Regions from separate parts of the Homo sapiens genome. Here region 1 is linked to region 2. Evidence: read pairs that join two places in POLR2A ChIA-PET (ENCODE). Cell type or tissue: CD4-positive, alpha-beta T cell. All regions are shown on one strand. Each heading gives the region's core, and the rest is flanking DNA. Links, peaks and the distances in the headings are about the cores only.

The links. ChIA-PET counts read pairs that join two places held together with the same protein. Peaks named below come from ENCODE experiments on the same cell type or tissue, not always from the same donor. Only the 100,000 strongest peaks of a DNase experiment are listed, where the experiment ranks them.
Region 1: POLR2A ChIA-PET joins it to region 2 with 6 read pairs; 2 of 35 experiments call an interaction of 5 or more read pairs at or near these places.

The regions. Positions count from the first base shown.
Region 1 is chr16:29,071,383-29,079,441 of GRCh38, reverse strand. It overlaps the pseudogene RRN3P2. Among named protein-coding and RNA genes, the nearest start is that of LAT, 90 kb to the right of the region's middle. RefSeq lists an enhancer at 4,529-4,728. In CD4-positive, alpha-beta T cell, for the core only: no CTCF peak of the experiment used is centred there; a DNase peak (open chromatin) is centred at 4,321; H3K4me3 peaks cover 1,148 bases; H3K27ac peaks cover 1,105 bases.
Region 2 is chr16:29,752,939-29,760,997 of GRCh38, reverse strand. No RefSeq gene overlaps it. Among named protein-coding and RNA genes, the nearest start is that of C16orf54, 11 kb to the right of the region's middle. RefSeq lists enhancers at 5,852-5,911, 6,352-6,421 and a silencer at 6,602-6,651. In CD4-positive, alpha-beta T cell, for the core only: no CTCF peak of the experiment used is centred there; DNase peaks (open chromatin) are centred at 4,167 and 6,357; H3K4me3 peaks cover 442 bases.

The sequences.
Region 1 (8,059 bases), core at 2,081-6,080, 680 kb after region 2:
AAGGATCAGAAGACAGGAGGATCAGAAACACTGAAGTTTTAAGAAGTGGGTGGCCAACAGTGTCGGCTGATACAAGGAATACAAGGCTTAAAAAAGTAAGTCCACTGAGGCTGGGCTCAGTGGCTCACACTTGTAATCCCAGCACTTTGGGAGGCCGAGGCGGGCAGGTCACCTGAGGTCAGGAGTTCAAGACCAGCCTGGCCAACATGGTGAAACCCCGTTTCTACTAAAAATAAAAAAATTAACCAGGCATGGTGGCGGGTGCCTGTAATCTCAGCTATTTGGGAGGCTGAGGCAGGAGAATTGCTTGAACCCAGGAGGCAAAGGTTGCAGTGAGCCCAGATCACACCACTGCACTCCAGCCTGGGTGACAAGAAGGAGACTTTGTCTCAAAAAAGTCCACTGAAATCAGCATGTAAAAAAAAAACATGGGTAACCTGTCAGGGTAATTACTACAGTGATAAGAACAGTGGACTTAAATGTGAGTGAGAAATGATACAGCGCAGTCAGCTGGAACAAAAACAACAGATGACAATTACTGCCCTTACTTTGAGTCAGAGACTGTTCTAAGTGCTTCTTGCATATTAGCTCATTGAATCCTTGTTAAGTATTTCCATGTTTAAAGCCAGGCACAGTGGCATGCACCTATAGTCCCAGCTTTTTAGAAGGCTGAAGAGAAAGGATCATTTGAGGCCAGGAGTTCAAGGCTGTAGGGCAATATGATCACACCTGTGAATAGCTAGAGCAACACAGCAAGACCACATCTCTTAAAAAACAAAACACTCCATATTTTTTAAATCTCTATTGTTTTCTTGGTTTCACACAGTGGAAAATAGAGGCAGAGAGGTTAAAACAATTTGCTCAAGATCACACACTGGATAATAAAATTGGAATTTCATTCCAGGCAATCTAACTACCACTGCCATGGTAATAAACCATTCTCTTCAAAACTGGGCAGTAAAGGAAGAATGGTGAAACAAAATGTATTAAGGTTTTACTACATGATAGGTGTATCTCGAACCTGGAAATGCTGAAACAGTGGTTTTTTTTTTTTTTTTTGGTTTGTTTTAGCTTTAAAGAGACAAAAGAGTTGCATGCAGCATGGAGGAAAGAGGTAGTAATCTAATAGAAAGGAAGCATTAGAGCAGGGTTTCCCAGCCTCAACACTGTTGTCATTTGGGGCTGGATCACTCTTGGTTATGGGAGGCTGCCCTGTGCACTGTGAGATGTTTAGCAGCATCTCTGTCATTCACCCACTAAATGCCAGTAGCACCCTTTCCTCCCAATTGTGACAAAAATATCTGCAGCCATCACCAAATGTCTTCTAGGGGGTAAAACTGTCCCTGGTTGAGAACCACCAGATTAAAGTAAGGGAGGACCATGGAGAGAGCAAGTTCTGCAGAACAGAATGGGACCCAAAGAGCAAACTATGTCTGTATAAAGTGGCAATAATTTTGCTAATGATCAAACACAAAATTAATTACCTTTATGTCTGGATCTAACAGCTGGTTCTTCAACAACTCAAAGTCATTTGTTTCACCCTTAACAAGGAGGGGAAATAATTAAGTTATGCTTTTGTTTCCTGTTTAGTATCAACAGCAAGACTTTTAACCGTACTTTAACATCAGATGAAATTATAAAAGGAACACTAACTTTCACATGTCAATTGCGGATTATAAAATCATGACTACAAAAATTTAAACACTCATGTTAGTGCAGCCAGAGGGCTTGGAAAAAGGAAAATGATAAACTACATTTAGCTATACTTCTGTATTGACATTTGAATATAATAGTTGATACTCCTGCGAATTCTCAAAAAGCATGAGGGAAAAAAAACAGCCAGCTATAATGATCTAATTCAGGAGGATCTAAAAAAGTATTTACTCAAATATGGATACAAATGGATATTACATATAAACATACGGTTACTTAACATTTTCCCTCTACTGCTGAGATATAGTAGAAATGCTTCTAACCTACCACAAAAACAAAAATCCCTATTCAGAGAACCGGTTTACTGTCCCAAAGTAATGCTTAGGTAAGTTCCTCAAAAAATAAAATGCTGTAGGCCAGGCATGGTGGCTCACGTCTGTAATCTCAGCACTTTGGGAGGCCAAGGCGGGTGGATTACAAGCTCAGGAGTTCGAGACCAGCCTGGCCAACATGGTGAAACCCCGTCTCTATTAAAAAAATTAAAAAATTAGCCAGGTGTGGTGGTGCATGCCTGTAACCCTAGCTATTCAGAAGACTGAGGCAGGAGAATTGCTTGAACCTGGGAGGTGGAGGATGCAGTGAGCCGAGGTCACGCCACTGCACTCCAGCCTGGGTGACAGAGGAAGACTCCAGCACAAATAAATAAATAAATAAAATGCTGTAATTGTTTTTAATTCTAGCACTTGCTGAAGTTAAAAGATGCTTTGTAAATAAAGCATTTGAAGAGGTGAAACCTCAGTAAAGACATTATTACTCTCTCATTATTACCTGTGAAATGGGCCAAGGTGGGGGAAAAAAAAGGACACTATTACTCTAATTTTGCACTGATGGCATCATGCTATTATTAAATATTTGATTTCAACTGGTATCTTAATTAATCTTGCTATTTCTATTGGTCTTTAGTATAACAGCAATAGTTGTATTCTGACCTGACCAAAAGCAAACCTCACACATTATCTCCTCTTACCGTTTTGTACTTCAGCAAGACTTCTGTCACAGTTCCACCAAACTGAACAGTTTTTCTTGGGGGAGAATTGAAAAAATCATTCTCTAATGCACGCATATTTGAAATCCTGTGGAACCAAGATTAACAAGCTATTAAGTTCATGAAAATAATAAAAATTATAATAGCCAACCTTTATTGAACCAACATAATTCAGTGGAACTATTGTTAAGGCCTCTTTACTGGTCTCCCTGCTTCCACTCTTAATCAACAATCCCTCCTTTGCTCAGCAACCAATAACTGTCTTCCCACTGCACTTACAGTAAAAATCCAAATCTCTCAGTGTGGTCTTTAAGATCCTACATTAATCTGGCCCCTGCCTACCTCTCTCACCTCATCTCCAACAACTTGTTTTACTACAGCCATCATGTCTTTTCTGCTCTTCAAACAAGCCAAGCTGTTTCTCATTTCACTTACTGTTCACTCTATTGGAAATACTCTTTTCCCAAATCTCTATGTGGCTGGATTTTTTTTTTTTTTTGAGATGGAGTCTTGCTCTGCTGCCCAGGCTGGAGTGCAGTGGTGTGATCTCAGCTTAACTGCAACCTCCATCTCCCGGGTTCAAGCAATTCTCCTGCCTCAGCCTCCTGAGTAGCTGAGATTACAGGAGCCTGCCACCACGCCCGGCTAATTTTTGTATTTTCAGTAGAGACGAGGTTTCGCATGTTGGCCAGGCTGGTCTCGAACTCCTGACTTCAGGTGATCCGCCCACCTCAGCCTCCCAAAGTGCTGGGATTACAGGCGTGAGCAACCGTGCCCGGCCTAGATTTTTGTCTTCATTCAAATAGAAGCTCAAATGACAGATGTCTTCCCAATGAGAAATCTCAAACACTCCTTCTCTCCCTTCTCCCTCCCCCATTACCTTGTTGTATAACTGAAATCATCGTGTTCGTTTATTTATTGGCCTATGTACTGCCTTCCCCCCAATATGCTGTAAGCTCTGTAGAAAGCAGGGACATTAGTGTCTTTGGATAAACCACTGTCGCCAGTGTTTAACACAGTAAGCAGGAGCTCGATAAACATTATGAATCATATTACGCTAATTGTTTTACAAGGTTTGCTTCACTTACACGTAGTAAATTAATGAAAAAACATAGCATCCTAATGACTCTGAAAGTTAAACGCCAAGAGTGCTATGGGGTTAGGGATTTTAAAAGTGGAGCAAAATAAAGACTGCTAAACAAATACGTGTGTCGAAACAAATTTCAAACAAAAAAGATGTAATATTCAATTTGCCATGAGTGACAACGTTCGGCTGATAACCCACATAGCCCAGGGAAATCCCTTCCAAATTTGGACGAAGAAGAGGGAAGGAAGAGGGGTCAAGGCGCAGAAGGCAGTACCCAGGCCTGGGAAATCACGAAGAGACACAGTCGGGAAAGGGGGCCTCCAGAACAGAGAACATACTCACTTTTCCAGGCCCCACCCATGTCTATTACCCAGTTAGGAGGAATGAGCTCATTTCTGTGAACGTGAGATGACCCTCGACCCCGTGCTCCTATCACACGCCATTAGCTTTGCCCCACATCCTTTCAATCTGCTCCTCTAAGAGCGGTCCTGAGCTTTGGTCCCAGACGCACAGAAGGAAGCGGCCTGAATCTTACCCAGTCCTCGACGCGCCCAGCATCTTGACTGCAGAGGGCGAAGCGGCCGCATCTCCCGGCAAACGCGTGTGAAGCAGCGGTGCCGCCATTGGGCCGAACTAACGCGACCGCTGCGCCTCAGGCCGGATGCCCAGCTCCTTCCAGCCACAGCCTCTGTCCCGGAAGTTGCGCGTGCCAGCGCAACCTTCAGACAATCAGGGGCCCCGTGAGCCACCGCACCCGGCCAAACTTAAATTTTTAAAAGAGGAACAGAAGTCAGCCAGACCAACAAAAGAGCGACTGGTGTTCCAAGCATAGGAAACAGAGGAAACAGAGGCCAAAACCTCGGGACTGTGGAGGATGTAGAGGGAGAGCAGGGGCTGCCCCTACTCTCAGGGAGGGGGAAAGGTTGCAACTTTGGAAACTGTACAGGCCTATCAAAAATACAAAAATATCCAGCCTGGGTGACACGGTGAAACTCCATCTCTACAAAAAACTTAAAAAATAAAAATAATAAAAATTATCTGGGTGTGATGGCACATACCTGTAGTCCCAGCTACTCGGGAGGCTGAGGATTGCTTGAGCCTGGGAGATAGCACCACTGCACTCCTGCTTGGGCAACAGAGTGAGACCCTGTCTCGAAATAAATAAATAAATTTTTTTAAATGCATATGTATGGGCCCGGCGCAGTGGCTCATGCCTGTTATCCCAACACTTTGGGAGGCCGAGGCAAGTGGATCACCTGAGGCCAGAAGTTTGAGACCAGCCTGGCCAACATGACAAAACCCTGTCTCTACTAAAAATACAAAATTAGCCAGACATGGTGGCAGTGCCTGTAATCCCAGCTACTTGGGAGGCCAAGGCAGGAGAATAGCTTGAACCCAGGAGGCAGAGGTTGCAATGAGCCAAGATTGTGCCATTGCACTCCAGCCTGGGTGAGGAGTGAAACTGTGTCTCAAAAAAAAAAAAAAAAAAGGGTGTGTGTGTGTGTGTGTGTGTGTGTGTGTGTGTGTGTTTATATGTATCTCTCTCCAGGAGTTCAAGACCAGCCTGGGCAACATATGATGGTGCATACCTGTAGTCCCAGCTACTTGAAAACTGAGGAGGGAGGATCGCTTGAGCCCTGGAGGTCAAGGCCGCAGTGAGCTGTGATTGCACCCCTGCACTCCAGCCTAGACAACAGATCTAGACCCTATTTCACAAAATAAAATACAGCAATTTGGTTTTTATGTTTTTTGTGTTTTTTTTGAGACAGAGTCTCGCTCTGTCACCCAGGCTGGAGTACAGTGTCGTGATCTCGGCTCACTGCATCCTCTGATTCCCAGGTTCAAGCGATTCTTGTGCCTCACCCTCCCCAGTAGCTAGGATTACGGGCATGCACCACCATGCCCTGCTAATTTTTGTATTTTTAGTAGAGACAGGGTTTCACCATGTTGGCCAGGCTGGTCTTGAACTCTTGACCTCAAGTGATCCACCCACCTTGGCATCCCAAAGTGCTGGGATTACAGGCATGAGCCACCACGCCCCGCCAGCAGTTTGTTAAACATAAACCATAGCTCTGTTTTGCAACAGTGTAAAATCAGTAACTGTCTTTCCTGAGTCTCTATTTGGTCCTTACTGAGTTCCTTGGGAATGTTGGACAGGAATCATCTGTGTCTCAAGGACAGAGGAAATAATTGCACCCTAGCTCACAAAGATACTTCAATACTTCAAGATAACGGTTTAAATGAGAATCTCTTCTTCACTTCCAAGGCAAAGCAAAGCAAAAACAAAAAGCAACAATAGCAAAACAGCAATTTGACAATTATCTGTTTTGTTTTGTTTTGGTTTGAGACAGGATCTCATTGTCTAGCCCAAGTTAGAGCGCAATGGCGCGATCACAGCTCGTTGCAGCCTCGGGCTCCTACAGCTTATGCAATCCTCTCACCTCAGCCTCCCAAACCCACACCACCAAGCCCAGCTAATTTTTTGTATTTTTGGTAAATACGAGGTCTCACTTTGTTGCCCAGGCTGGTCTTGAACCCCCGGCCCAAGTGATCCTCCCACCTTGGCCTCCCAAAGTGTGTCTCCCCACCTATACTCCCATTCTTTCCCTTAAAAAAAGTCTGAGTCTGGGTGCAGTGGCTCACACCTGTAATGCCAGAGCTTTGGGAGGCTGAGGCAGGAGGATAACTTGAAGCCAGGAGTTTGAGACCAGCCCAGGCAACACAGCCAGACTCCGTCTCTACAAATAACACTTTTAAAAAACTTACCCAGGATACCCAAAGGACTATAAATCGTGCTGTTTTAAAGACACATGCACACGTATGTTTATTGCGGCATTATTCACAATAGCAAAGACTTGGAACCAACCCAAATGTCCAACAATGATAGACTGCATTAAGAAAATGTGGCACATATATGCCATGGAATACTGTGCAGCCATAAAAAATGATGAGTTCACGTCCTTTGTAGGGACATGGATGAAATTGGAAATCATCATTCTCGGTAAACTATCGCAAGAACAAAAAACCAAACACTGCATATTCTCACTCATAGGTGGGAATTGAACAATGAGAACACATGGACACAGGAAGGGGAACATCACACTCTGGGGACTGTTGTGGGGTGGGGGGAGGGGGGAGGGGGGAGGGATAGCATTGGGAGATACACCTAATGCTAGATGACGAGTTAATGGGTGCAGCACACCAGCATGGCACATGTATACATATGTCACTAACCTGCACATTGTGCACATGTACCCTAAAACTTAAAGTATAATAATAATAAATAAAAAATAAAAAATAAAAAAACTTACCCAAGCATGGTGGCACATGCCTGTAGTTCCAATTATTTGGCAGACAGAGGTGGGAGAATCACTTGAACCCAGGAGTTGGAGGCTGCAGTGAGCTATGACTGCACCACGACACTCTCTGGCCTGGGTGACAAAGCAAAATCTCATCTCTTAAAAAAAAAAAAAAAGGGGAAAAAAGCTTGACATGTACAAAATAATATGTTAATGTAAGTTATAAGAACATAATGGGCCGGGCGCAGCGGCTCCCGCCTGTAATCCCAGCACTTTGGGAGGCCGAGGCAGGTGGATCACGAGGTCAGGAGATCGAGACCATCCTGGCTGACACGGTGAAACCCCGTCTCTACTAAAAATACAAAAAAAAAAAAAAAAAAAAAAAATTAGCCGGGCGTGGTGGCGGGCACCTGTAGTCCCAGCTACTTGGGAAGCTGAGGCAGGAGAATGGCATGAACCCGAGAGGTGGAGCTTGCAGTGAGCCGAGATCGCACCACTGCACCCCAGCCTGGGCAACAGAGTCAGACTCTGTCTCAAAAAAAAAAAAAAAAAAGAACATAATGAACACCTGTGAACATATCACCCAATTTAAGAAGCCGAACATTAACTAGGACAATTGACACTTACTGTGTGCTGCTCTCGGATCCCACCTTCTACCTGCTTTCCTCCCAATGGCACAATCTCAGCTTACTGCAACCTCCACCTCCCCGGTTTAAGTGATTCTCCTGCCTCAGCTGGGATTACAGGCGTGCGCCACTTGCCTGGCTAATTTTTTGTATCTTTAGTAGACATGAGGTTTCACCATGTTGGTCAGGCTGGTCTCAAACTCCTGATCTCAGATGATCTACTTGACTCAGCCCCTCAAAGTGCTGGGATTACAGACGTGAGCCACCATGCCTGGCCTAGATTTTATATTTCTTCTTAAGTTTGGTGTTTAAATACCCCTAGGAATTTGTTCCTTTCATCTAATTTGTT
Region 2 (8,059 bases), core at 2,451-6,450:
TGCCATAAACCACCCCCAAACTTAATGGCCTCAGAGAGCAATACTTACCTTTCTCACAATGTGCACTGGGCAGGTCTCTGTGGGGACAGCTCATCCCTACTCTATTTGGCACCAGCTGAGTGGCCTGAAGGCTGAGGCTGGAATCATCTGAAGACTGGCTCCTTTACATGTTATAGTTGATGCTGGCTGTCACTTGGGACCCTAGCTAGGACTTTAACCAGGGCACCTGCGTGTGTGTTGGGCTCGATAGCGGCTGGGTTCCAAAGGTGAGTAGAGGGAGGAGAGGGAAAAGGGTGGGGATAGAGAGAAAGAGAAAGAAATAGAGCGACAGAGGAAAGAGAGCTTTACCCCTTTTATATTTTCAACCTAGCCTTGGAAGTCATAGTGTGACACTCCTGATGCATTCTACTTGTGAGGATTCAGTCACTAAGGCCAGCCAATATTCAAGAGGAGGGGAATTAGACTTACTATTTTCAATAGGAGGAATGTTAAAAATTTTGCAAACATGTTTTAAAACCACCACGTAGGCCAGGCGCGGTGGCTCACGCCTGTAATCCCAGCACTTTGGGGGGCTGAGTTGGGTGGATCACCTGAGGTCAGGAGTTCAAGACCAGCCTGGCTAACATGGTGAAACCCCATCTCTACTAAAAATATAAAAACTAATCGGGTGTGGTGGTAGGCGCCTGTAATCCCAGCTACTCGGGAGGCTGAGGCAGGAGAATTGCTTGAACCCGGGAGACGGAGGTTTCAGTGAGCCGACACGGAGCCACTGCACTCCAGCCTCAGCAACAGAGTGAGACTCCATCTCAAAAACAAACAAACAAACAAAAACCCGCCATATAGACTCAGGAACCAAGAGTGCCAAGGACACAACTCCAAGGAGCATAACTATTTTGGTTTTTTTTTTGAGACAGGGTCTTTCTCTGTTGCCCAGGCTGGAGTACGCTGGTGCGATCATAGCTCCCTGCAGCCTCAAACTCCTAGGCTCAAGTGATCCTCCCACCTCAGCCTCCAAAGTAGCTGGGAATATAGGTGTGTGCCACCACATCTGGCTAATTTAAAACAATATTTTGGCTGGGCGCAGTGGCTCACTCTTGTAATCTCACACTTTGGGAGGCCAAGGCAGGTGGATCATGAGGTCAAGACATCAGGACCATCCTGGACAACATGGTGAAACCCCGTCTCTACTAAAAATACAAAAATTAGCTGGGCGTCGTGGGGGGGCCTATAATCCCAGCTATTTGGGAGGCTGAGGCAGGAGAATCACTTGAACCCAGGAGGCAGAGGTTGCAGTGAGCTGAGATCGCACCACTGTACTCCAGCCTGGGGACAGAGGGAGACTCCATCTCAAAAAAAAAGGCCAGGTGAGGTGGCTCACGCCTGTAATCCCAGCATTTTGGGAGGCCAAGGCAGGGGGATCATGAGGTCAGGAGTTCGAGACCAGCCTGGCCAACATGGTGAAACCCGGTCTCTACTAAAAATACAAAAATTAGCTGGGCGTGGTGGCTCACACCTGTAATCCCAGCTACTCAGGAGACTGAGGCAGGAGAATTGCTTAAACCCGGGAGGCAGAGGTTGCAGTGAGCCGAGATCATGCCACTGCACTCCAGCCTGGGCAAGCAAGACTCCATCTCAGGAAAAAAAAAAATATGTATATATTGTAGAGATAGGGTCTTGCTATGTTGTCCAGGCTGGTCTTCAACTCCTGGGCTCAAGCAATCCTCCCATTTCAGCCTCCTGAGTAGGTGGGACTACAGGTACATGCCACCATGCCCAGCTAATATTCTTTCTCTGCCTTTCTTTCTTTCTTTCTTTCTTTCTTTCTTTCTTTTCTTCCTTCCTTCCTTCCTTCCTTCCTTCCTTCCTTCCTTCCTTCCTTCCTTCCTTCCTCTCTCACTCTCTTTCTCCTTTTGGGGTCTCATGTTGTCACCCAGGCTGGAGTACAATGGCATGATTATAGCTCACTGTAGCCTCAAACTCCTGGGCTGAAGGGATCCTCCTAGTTCAGCCTCCTGAGTAGCTGGGACCATAGGTGCACACCACCACACTCAGGTAATTTAAAAAAAAAATTTTTTTTTTTAAAGATGGGGTCTCACTATGTTGCCCAGGCTGGTCTCAAACTCCTGGCCTCAAGTGATCCTCCCACCACAGCCGCCCAAAGTGCTGGGATTACAGGCGTGAGCCACTGTGCCTGGCATTGTTGTTGATCTTTGTTCCTTTACCTCCCTGAATACACACATTGTTTGCTATAGCATATGTATTCCCATTGCACTATTCCCAAATAAACATCATTTTCTTTTAAAGACCCTCTGTTATTAGGTAGATATACATGGTATATCTATATATAGAAATGGTACCTGAAAAAATCACTATTAGAAGGAATTGATGATTTTTTTTTTTTTTTTTGAGATGGAGTCTCGCTCTGTCACCCAGGCTGGAGTGCAGTGGTACGATCTCAGCTCTCTGCCACCTCCGTCTCCCAGGATCAAGCAATTCTCCTACCTCAGCCTCCTGAGTAGCTGGCATTACAGGCGCCCGCCACCATGTCCAGCTAATTTTTGCGTTTTTAGTAGAGACAGGGTTTCACCACATTGGCCAGGCTGGTCTCAAACTCCTAACCTCAGGTGATCTGCCTGCCTCAGCCTCCCAAGAATCGATGATTCTTAGAACTGGCATGCAGCACTCACTGAAGGCTGTGAGCTCTCTGCTTCCACAACAGGCCTGTTCTGCCCTGCTGAGTCTTCTCTCAGGCTGAGCCTCCCTCTTTTTTTTTTTTTTTAACGGAGTTTTACTGTTTTTGCCCAGGCTGGAGTGCAATGATGCAATCTCGGCTCACTGCAACCTTTGGTCTGCATGGCCAGTTTGGATTAAAATTTTTGTGAACACTCTTATCTTGGTTTCTTTGGATTTGGTTTGACTCTTTTCTCTTGCTTATTTCTAAAAATCTCCCAAGAGCAAAAATAAACATTCCAACCAGTGGGTGGAGGATGGCTAACATAAGCCACTAGGGTGGTTCCTGCTGTCTAAAACACCAGACTAAACTCCTAATATCCCATAAATTACAGCATGTATAGGGTGGTCTTTGCTCTCAAGTGATGAATAAGAAATGGAATGGGGATGGTGTGGTGGCTCACACTTGTGATCCCAGCCCTTTGGGAGGCCGAGGCAGGTGGATCATATGAGGCCAGGAGCTCGAGACCAGCCTGGCCAACATGGTGAAACCCCATCTCTACTAAAAAATACCAAAACAAAAAAAATAATTTAGCTGGGCATGGTGGCAGGCACCTGTAATCCCAACTACTCGTGATGCTGAGGTAGAAGAATCACTTGAATCCTGGAGGCAGAGGTTGCAGTGGGCCGAGATCGCACCACTGCACTCCAGCCTGGGCGACAGAGCAAGACACTGTCTCAAAAAAAAAAAACAAGATAAAGAAATGGAATGGGATTCTCAAACATGAAGGCGTACCAGGATTTCTGGTTTTTGTTGTTGTTGTTGTTGTTTTGGTTTTTTTTTTGAGACAGAGTTTCACTCTTGTTGCCCAGGCTGGAGTGTAATAGTGCCACCTTGGCTCACCGCAACCTCCGCCTCCCAGGTTCAAGTGATTCTCCTGCCTCAGCCTTCAGAGTAGCTGGGATAACAGGCATGCACCACCACACCCGGCTAATTTTGTATTTTTAGTAAAGACAGGGCTTCGCCACGTTGTCCAGGCTACTCTCGAACTCCTGACCTCAGGTGATCCACCCGCCTCGGATTCCCAAAGTGCTGGGATTACAGGCTTAAGCCACCACACCTGGCCAATGCAAGGATTTCTAGGACTCCACCAGCTACATATTATGGCTCATTCTTGTGCACATTTTAAAACTGATGAGCAAAATTACATCAAGGAAAATTCAGAGCTCAAATGGTCATTATTCATAAAACCTACAACTATAGAGTTAGCATGGAGAGACTTCTAAGTTCTCTTTCTCTCCTTTTTTTTTTTCTGCCTGCTTTGAATCTGCTAACTTTTCCCCTGGTGTTGAGATAACACTTACTGCTTATGGCATTCAAGTCAAGATTAAACAAAAGTCTTAAAGGGCTTTCAAATTACAACTCCATGGTAACCAACAACCTAGACAACTTTTTTTTTAAAGACAGTATCTTGCTATGTTGCACAGGCTGGAGTACAGTGGCATGATTGTAGCTCACTGTGACCTCAAACTCCTGGGCTACAGCAATCCTGCTGCCTCAGACTCTGGAGTAGCTAGTACTAACAGGTGCACAATATTCAGACCAGTTAGTCCTTTTCTTTTTTTTTTCTTTTTTTTTTTTTTTTTGAAAGAGAGTCTCGCTCTGCCACCAGGCTGTAGTGCAGTGGTGTGATCTCGGCTCACTGCAACCTCCGCCTCCCTGGTTCAAGCGATTCTCATATCTCAGCTTCTCGAGTAGCTGGGATTACAGGCACCTGCCACCACACCCAGATAATTTTTGTAGTTTTAGTAGAGATGGGGTTTCACCATGTTGGCCAGGATGGTCTCGATCTCCTGACCTCATGATCTGCCCACCTTGACCTCCCAAAGTGCTGGGATTACGGGCGTGACAGCTAGCCATGTTTTAAAAACATAAAATTAGGTTTGCCTAACAATTGCTTAGAGTGATGAAACACTTAATTGAAAAAGTAATAATCTAAAGAAAAAGGCTAGGTGTGGTGGCTCACGCCTGTAATGCCAGCACTTTGTGAGGCCAAGGCAGGCGGATCACTTGAGGTCAGGAGTTGGAGACCAGCCTGCCCAACATGGCGAAACCCCGTCACTACTAAAAATACAAAAATTAGCCAGGTGTGGTGGTGCATGTCTATAGTCCCAGCTACTCAGGAGGCAGAGATGAGAGAATTGCTTGAACCCAGGAGGTGGAGGTTGCAGTGAGCCAAGATCACGCCAACGCACCCTGGCCTGGGTGACAGAGCAAGACTCCATCTCAAAAAAAAAAAAAAAAAAAAAAAAAAAAAAAAGAAGAAAGAAAGCGAGAAAGGAAGAAAGAAAAATAACTAGACAAATGTTTATAAGGCCAGGCGCGGTGCCTCACGCCTGTAATCCCAGCACTTTGGGAGGCTGAGGCGGGCGGATCACGAGGTCAAGAGTTCGAGACCGGGGCCGGGCACGGTGGCTCACACCTGTAATCCCAGCACTTTGGGAGGCCGAGATGGGTGGATCACGAGGTCAGGAGATCGAGACCATCCTGGCTAACACGGTGAAACCCCGTCTCTACTAAAAATACAAAAATTAGCCGGGCATGGTGGTGCGCGCCTGTAGTCCCAGCTACGCGGGAGGCTGAGGCAGGAGAATGGCGTGAACCCGGGAGGCGGAGCTTGCAGTGAGTCGAGATCGCACCACTGCACTCCAGCCTGGGCGACAGAGCGAAACTCCGTCTCAAAAAAAAAAAAAAAAAAAAAAAAAAAAAAAAAAAAACAGTTCGAGACCAGCCTGGCCAATATGGTGAAACCCCGTCTCTACTAAAAATATAAAAAATTAGCCAGGCGCAGTGGCACGTGCCTGTTGTCCCAATTACTCAGGAGGCTGAAGCAGGAGAATCTCTTGAACCTGGGAAGTGGAGCTTGCAGCGAGCCAAGATCACGCCACTGCACTCCACCCTGTGCAACAGAGCAAGACTCCGTCTCAAATAAAATAAAATAAAATAAAACACCAAAAAAAAGGTCTATAAAAGTTAGACTCTCTTAGATCAAAGAAGTTGAAACCTTGAGCTCAGAGCAATAATGTAAGGTATCTCTGTCCAGCATAAAAATGTTGCTTTTTCTGTCACACAGAGGCCAAAAGGCAAAAACAAAAACAAAATAAAAAAAACACCTGCTAAAGTTCTTTCCTGCCCACATTTGCAAATCAAACCAGATCAGCAAACAAAACATAGACGTGTTACTAGTTCCAGGGCACTTAGATATTTTGTATTTCTTATACAATTTAGCCAATCCTGGCTAAAATGTAAACAATTGAAAATTTAACCCTAAACTCATTTGAAACTGATAAAAAACAGTTTTTTGAGACAGTCTCACTCTCATGCCCAGGCTGGAGTGCACTGGCACAAACACAGCTCAACCTCCTGAGCTCAAGCAGTTTTCCTGCCTCGACCTCCCCAGTTGAATCCTGAGCTGGGACTACAGGCATGCACCACTATGCCCAGGTAATTTTCTCATTTTTTGTACAGATGAGGTCTCACTTTGTTGCCCAGTCTGGTCTTGAGCTCATGGGTTTAAGCAATCCTCCCACACCGGCCTCCCAAAGTGCTGGGGTTACAGGCACCAGCCACCTCAATCAGCCGAAACTGAAAAAAAAATTTTTTTTCTTTCTTTTTTTTTTTTTTGAGGTAGAGTCTCGCTCTGTCGGCCAGGCTGAAGTGCAGTGGCATGATCTCAGCTCACAGCAACCTCCGTCTCCCAGGCTCAAGCAATTCTGCCTCAGCCTCCCGAGTAGCTGGGATTACAGGCACACGTGGGCCACCACACTTGGCTACTTTTTTGTATTTTTTTTAGTAGAGATGGAGTTTCACTATGAGCCAGGATGATCTCGATCTCCTGACCTCGTGATCCGCCCACCTTGGCCTCCCAAAGTGCTGGGATTACAGGCATGAGCCACCGTGCCCTGCCGTAAATCTTTAATCTTTAATAAATAAGCTGGTTTTAAAACTATTGGTAAAATAGGCTAGGCTTGGTGGCTCACACCTGTAATCCCAGCACTTTGGAAGGGTGAGGTGGGTGGATCACCTGAGGTCAGGAGTTTGAGATCAGCCTGGCCAACATGAGGAAACCTTGTCTCTACTAAAAATACAAAAAAGGTAGCTGGGTGTGGAGGCAAGTGCCTGTAATCCCAGCTACTTGGGAGGCTGAGGCAGGAGAATTGTTTGAACCCAGGACGCAGAGGTTGCAGTGAGCTGAGATCATGCCACTGCACTCCAGCTGGCGTGACCAAGGAAAACTCTCTTTAAAAAAAAAAAAAAAAAAAAAAAAAAGACAAAGAAAAAAAGTATTGGTAAAATAAAAATAGAAATGTCTTCAGAATTATCAGCATACATTTTTGCTTGGGTTTACTGGCCAGACAGTTTTATATTTATCTCTACTAGATGTTTTAAGGTGTCAGGGTCTGACACAAGGGTTATAAGACTACAAATCCAGTTTTAAACAAAATGATCTGTGTTTGTATAATTTTTTGTTGTTGTTAGAGACAGGGTCTTGCTCTGCTGTCCAGGTAGCATGATATAACTCACTGTAACCTCGAACTCCTGGGCTCAAGTGATCCTCTGCCTCAGCCTCTTGAGTAGCTAGGACTACAGGCACATGGAACCATGCCCAGCTAATTTTTTTTTTTTTTTGGTAGAGATGGAGTCTCACTGTGTTGCCCAGGCTGGTCTTGAACTACTATCTTCAAGCAATCCTCCTGCCTCCCAAAGTGTTTAGATTAGGCTAGGTATGGTGGCTTATGCCTATAATCCCAGAACTTCAGGACACCGAGGTGGGAGGTCTGCTCCAGGCCAGGAGTTTGAGACCAGCCTGGGGAACACAGCAAGACCCCATCTCTATTTAAATTAAAATGGCCGGGCGCAGTGGCTCACACCTGTAATCCCAGCACTTTGGGAGGCCGAGGCGGGCAGATCACCTGAGGTCAGGAGTTGGAGAGCAGCCTGACCAACATGGCAAAACCCCATCTCTACCAAAAATACAAAAATTAGCTGGGCATGGTGACGGGCACCTGTAATCCCAGCTACTTGGGAGGCTGAAGCAGGAGAATCGCCTGAACCTGGAAGGCAGAGGTTGTAGTGAACCGAGATCATGCCATTGCACTCCAGCCTGGGCAACAGAGCAAGACTCCGTCTCAAAAAAAAAAAAAAATAGCCAGGCATGGTGGTGCGCACCTGTAATCCCAGCTACTCAGGAGGCTGAGGCAGGAGAATCATTTGAACCCAGGAGGTGGAGGTTGCAGTGAGCTGAGATCAAGCCACTGCCCTCCAGCCTGGGCAACAGAGTGAGACTCTGTCTAAAAACAAATTTTTTTAAATTAATTAAAAGAAAAA